2 separate regions of the Homo sapiens genome follow, and region 1 is linked to region 2. Evidence: chromatin loops called from intact Hi-C (ENCODE). Cell type or tissue: IMR-90. All regions are shown on one strand. Links, peaks and the distances in the headings refer to the core of each region. The heading gives the core; the rest is flanking DNA. Region 1 overlaps MEF2A (myocyte enhancer factor 2A). Region 2 overlaps MEF2A (myocyte enhancer factor 2A).

The links. A loop is a pair of places that touch in the nucleus more often than their neighbours do. Peaks named below come from ENCODE experiments on the same cell type or tissue, not always from the same donor. Only the 100,000 strongest peaks of a DNase experiment are listed, where the experiment ranks them.
Region 1: a loop joins it to region 2, with 1.8 times the contacts of the local background. A loop is called at or near these places in 7 of 110 quality-filtered maps.

Annotation. Positions count from the first base shown.
Region 1 is chr15:99,631,496-99,634,323 of GRCh38, reverse strand. MEF2A (myocyte enhancer factor 2A) reads right to left here. Exons shown (of 12, transcript NM_001319206.4): 3 at 1,151-1,346. The coding sequence starts at 1,204. Among named protein-coding and RNA genes, the nearest start is that of MEF2A, 67 kb to the right of the region's middle. In IMR-90, for the core only: no CTCF peak of the experiment used is centred there; a DNase peak (open chromatin) is centred at 1,593.
Region 2 is chr15:99,573,816-99,576,643 of GRCh38, reverse strand. The region is part of intron 1 of MEF2A (myocyte enhancer factor 2A); the gene reads right to left. Among named protein-coding and RNA genes, the nearest start is that of MEF2A, 9.2 kb to the right of the region's middle. In IMR-90, for the core only: no CTCF peak of the experiment used is centred there; no DNase peak of the experiment used is centred there.

The sequences.
Region 1 (2,828 bases), core at 239-2,738, 58 kb before region 2:
TTATGTCTTTGTTGAACAATCTTCATGAGTTGAAACCAGGGCCTCCTCTTTAATTCAGTCTATGGGCAACCCTCATCTCTCCCACCAACTTCCTTACAGGCTGCTCAGTTGAGTTTTATCTCCAATTATATCTATATTCCAGTGAATTACTACTCAGATTTGCAGAACACATCTTCAGTTTCGTTCTGTTCCTGGTAAACTTTCTGAAACCACTTGTTCTTGAAACTTCTCCTGATACGCAACTTTCCCAGAGATAGCATCTCTCCAGTAGTTCCTTTATAATATGCTATGAAATTATTTTTCCTTCTTTCTTCTGAACTAAGGAGTTGGTAAACTTTTTCTAAAAGTGTCAGAGAGTAAACATTTTACGCTTATGGACCATATAGTTTCTGGGGCAACTACTCAATTCTGTTGTTATAATGCGAAAGCAGCCATAGACAATATGTAAATGAATGAGCATGACAGTGCTCTAATAAAACTTTATTTACAATAACAGATGGCCAGCCCATGGACCATAGTTTGTTAAGCCAACATTAGACACTTAAAACTTCTGGCCTCTTCATATACCAGCATCATTATAATTACCTTGAATCTGTAAGGATTTACCCACACTGGTACCATAAAATAACTTCAATATATTTTATCAATTAAAACTGAGGTACATATATAAATTTAAAAATATTTGCAATAAGTATAAAAAATTCTCATTACATATTGGTTAACCAGAAAATTTAACTGACTAGAACACATTCACTGATAATTATAGTTAACTTAGCTAATTATAAAAACAGATGTGATAACTTAAAAATAATCAATATAAAAAAGACTAACAGTCAAATATATAATCAAATACATAGAAGACTAAATATCTTATGAGAAATCTATACAATGGATTGGTAATGGTGGGGATTGTGGTGATTTTACTTTTGAGTATCTATATTTTTGGTGACATATATCTATAATAAGGAAGTCTCTTTAAAGCAGATGATGAAAAGATACAATTTTATGATTGTTAGAATTTTTCATTTAGTCTGTAACTAAAAATATTTAGACTTAAAATTAAGTTTAAGAAAAACCCAACCATTCTGTCCTATGTTCTTTTTTTAAAAGAATATTCATATCAATTAAATAAATTAAAATTTTCATTTACCTGTCGGTTCCTTTCATCCATTATGCGTGTGATTTGTATTTTCTTCCGCCCCATTTTCAGTCAACTTTCCTTATTTCCTTATATTCCAAATATTTAATTCAAAAGTTAATTTTCTTCAATACCCTAATGCATCGTACACAGCTTCTGTTATTTCAGCTTCTAGTCCAAGGGCTACAGCTGAAATTTTCTACAAGATCTAAAAGAAAACACAAATTAGAAGATTTAAAATCTGTAAGTTTACAAATCATGTAAGTGTTATACAAATTTCAAATTTGCTTTTACACTGCACACAGCATTATTAGTTGAAATTTCTGGTTATACAAAATTAGTAAATAAGTTGAAGTCTTGTTAACTTTACCCCTAAAATACCTCTTGAATCTCTTTGTGTCTCTAGTTCTGGTTAAACTAATGCAACAATAATGTTTGAGGTTTTCTCAATGTATACAATAATAGCAACAAGAGCCAAGCCTTACTGAGATTCTTCTATGTACTAGACATTTTCCTAAGCATGGACATGTCTTAACTCATTCAATCCTAATAGCAATCTATAATTATTACCTCCATTTTATAAATAGAGACACTGAGACACAGAAAAATTAAGCAATACGCCCAAGGTCACGTAGTAAGGGGCAGAGCTTGGGGTTATAAACTCAGGGAATCTGGTTCCAGCACTTCTGTTCTTCACAACACAGAATATCCTTAAAAACTTCTGATGACCTCCATACCAAACAATGAACTAATCTGGATAGCCCCAATCTGTCTTTTCAAATTCTTGCAAATTGCCCTAGCCTCCAGCCAAATCACTATTTGTCAATTCACAAAGCCACTATATACTTTCGTAAAAATATGCATTTAAATGAAACATTCCTTTGGCCATTTAATGAACACCTCCTTATCAGTCAAGATTCAGTTTGCACTTCCAGATGAAGTGAAAATCAATTTCCCTTGGTAGAATAAACCACAGCACCTTCGTGTGTGTGTGTATAAATTTTAAGTCTGCTTTCCTTCAAGACTTAAAAAATCTTTCAAGCGTTTTTTATTCCATTTATTCTGTGTAGTAGGATGACTGGAAATGATATAGTTTGTCATGTTCTGAATGATGGCTGTGTCATTTTAAAAACCTAGTGCTTTCAGACTTACATAATAAAAATACGAGGAGATGGGGGCATGAATGCTATAATACAACAGTCATAATAATACATTCCCATGGGAATTTTATGCAAGTATTTTCAATACTGTACATGTGTATCAATAAAACTTCAATTGTACTGTGCAAATCCAGTGTGTGATTAAATCTGGCTTTTGCTCAAAAGCTATAAGCCTTTCGTTTCTTATCATTTCCAGCACTAACATCAGCACAGCATTTCTTATTTATCTTCCCTCATTATTTTATTTCTTCATTGATACAAACAGTAGTTGATCATCTATTAACTGATAACCTATTAATTGTTCACCTACTTCTAATAAATGTACTTCCAAACACTGAACTATGCACAGAGGATAACATGGTCAGAAAAAAAAAAAAGGATATGATTCCTAATCTAGCAGAGTTCAGAGTCTAGTAGAAGAAAAAGACATTAATCAAACCATAATGCAAATGAGTTTGCATAATTCCAAACTAGAAAGTTCATTTATCTGAATTAAATTTATGGTTCAGGAAAGGCTCCCCTGAGGATGT
Region 2 (2,828 bases), core at 129-2,628:
AAAAAACTAAAGTTTATGTTTCTTCTAGAATAACAGTTATTAAAAACAAAATATATAAAATCAACACTTCACTTAAAAGAAAGGTTTCCACAAAATTAACTAAAATATTATAACAAATACAGGAATAGTTCATTATCATATGAAAGTAATAAAAATAATGTTGGGTCATTATTATAATTATAAACAACAACCTTGTTCGAGACAAATCAACCACGCTCAAGACACTATGAACATACTCACTGAGTAAGTAAAAGATATAAAACAGGATTCACACTCCTGTTTTAAAATGTTTTGGAAAACAAGACCCAACCACTGTAGAATTATTAAGAATTCGGTGAAAGTAGTTATTTAAATTGTTAACACTTTCAAAGAAAACAGTTTCTCCTAGGAGTTTTGGGACTATAAAGATAAATTACAAACTACTGCCCGAGGAATCAGCATAAATTCAAAATTTCTCAGGTTAATAAGCCAAAAGGCTCTAAAACAATGAAACTCCAATATCAATAGCATACCTGCTGCCTGGTTTCTGGTTTCTAAATACTCTTACCCAATAAAGGAAAACTTGAAATAATGTAATGACTGATTCCAGGACAACAGCAGGAGATGACCATAAGATGAGCCTGGAATATCTTACTGGTCCCGAATGCAAGAAAGTGCTCAACAAATGATGGGGGCATGTTAAAACAACCAATGAGTTAATGTGAAGAAGTTTCCACTAACCAAATGTGGGTTAATTTGGAACATCAAAATGAATACTGGCAGGTAATAGAAAACAACCTACTTAATAAAAAAGAATCCATTATATCATATTGATATCAAAATGAATAGGACAAGGTCTTCTTTAAAACAGACTAGAATGCCCACTAATAAATGGAGAGGGAACGATGGTTAGAAAAACACTATTTTGCAATTCTGTGTAGTAAGTGATTCAGGCAAGAGTAATCAATGAATGCTAAAACCATTCTGTAAGCGTTTGGAGGAGGAAATTTTCAGTCTCCAAGTGTCTCCAACAGATTATTCAGTAATAACAAAGGGGACTATGATACCTTTTGTAATAGAGAAAACTAGCAGGTAAAACCTTAACTAAGTGGTCCAAATAAACATCAACAACATGGTCAAAATGACACCGTACTGCCTCATGATGTGATGCACTGAGGATATACCATCACTTACATGGGATTTTTGCCAAAAATGCAAAACCTGAATCTAATTACAAAGAAGCACCTGGACAAATCCAAACTGATGGACATCCTACAAAACAAAGGGTCTGTACTCTACAAAACCCAAAAATTAAAAAGGCTGAAGAACTGTTTCAGATTAAACAATACAAGGGATATAATTAAAATGCATTGTATAATATTGGAATGGGAAAAATATTAAAGGATATTATTGACACTATGGGAAAAATTTCAACATGAACTGTACATTAAACAATAAGATCAATATTAAATTTCTTGAATCCCCCATACTAATGTAAGAATATGCCCTTATTAGGAGATATCAGTTGAAGTATTTAGGGGTAAGGGAACTTGATGTGTGCAACCTCCTCTCAAATGGTTCAACAATAAAAATAATTTTAATAGGAAGAGAACAAAAAAGAGAAAAAAAGGAGATGAGGAAAAAGATCTACACAGTGGATTCTTGATATTATATAACAATGCCTGATATGTTAATGATAATAACATGTCAGGTTTCCTTGTTAGAAATGTACACAGTGCATTAACATAGCATTTCCATCTATCCCTGTATATAACCTGAATTTAATCATACCTGTGATGTTTTGCCACTGACTTTAACTAAATAAACTTGCATCTTTGACATATTCTAGACCAGAGGTCCCCACCCCGGGGCCATAGATCAGTACCAGTCCATGGCCTGTTAGGAATGGGGCCACACAGCAAGAGATGAGCGGCATGCCAGTGAGTGAACCTTCATCTGTATTTACAGCCGCTCCCCGTCGCTTGCATTACCACCTGAGCTCCACCTCCTGTCAGATCAACGGCAACACTTAATTATCACAGAAGCACAAACCCCACTGTGAACCACACATGCAAAGGATCTAGGTTGTGCACTCCTTATGAGAATCTAATGCCTGATGAGATCATCAGTCACTGTCTCCCATCACCCCAAGATGGGACCCTCTAGTAGCAGGAAAACAAGCTCTGGGCTCCCACTGATTCTACATTATGGTGAGTTGTATAAGTATTTCATCACATATTACAATGTAATAATAATGGAAAATAAAGTGTACAATAAATGTAATGTGCTTGAATCATTTTGAAACCATCCCCTCCCCCCACCATTCATGGAAAAATTGTCTTCCACGAAACTGGTCCCTGGTGCCAAAAAGGCTGGTAATAGCTGCTCTAGGCAGAAGATGTAATCAAGGAGTTTCAATCTGTAAATAAAATAATAATCTCTGTTTCCAGACTTTGTACCCACTCTGCAAATATAAAAAGAGAGCAAGAACGACAAAGCAAATGTGGTACATGGTAACAACTGGTGAATCTGCGGCAGATATAAATGGGAGTTCATTGTACTATTCTTGTAACTTTTCTCTAGGTTTGATTTTTTTCCGAAATAAATTTAAAAAAAAAAATCTGTCAACCCTAAAACTGTACTTTGTGGAAATTAAGCCATTTCTGAAAGAAAACAAAAACAAAACCTTAACTCCTAGATTCTTCTCTCCCTTTCTCTTCGTAATCCATACCATCAATTAGGTTTAACACCATTAATAAAAAGGTTTTCAGTATCAAAATAAACATTTTGCCAAAGGAATCCCCAATTTACAAATGGGATATGTTCCAAAAGCCTATTTGTAAGTCAGC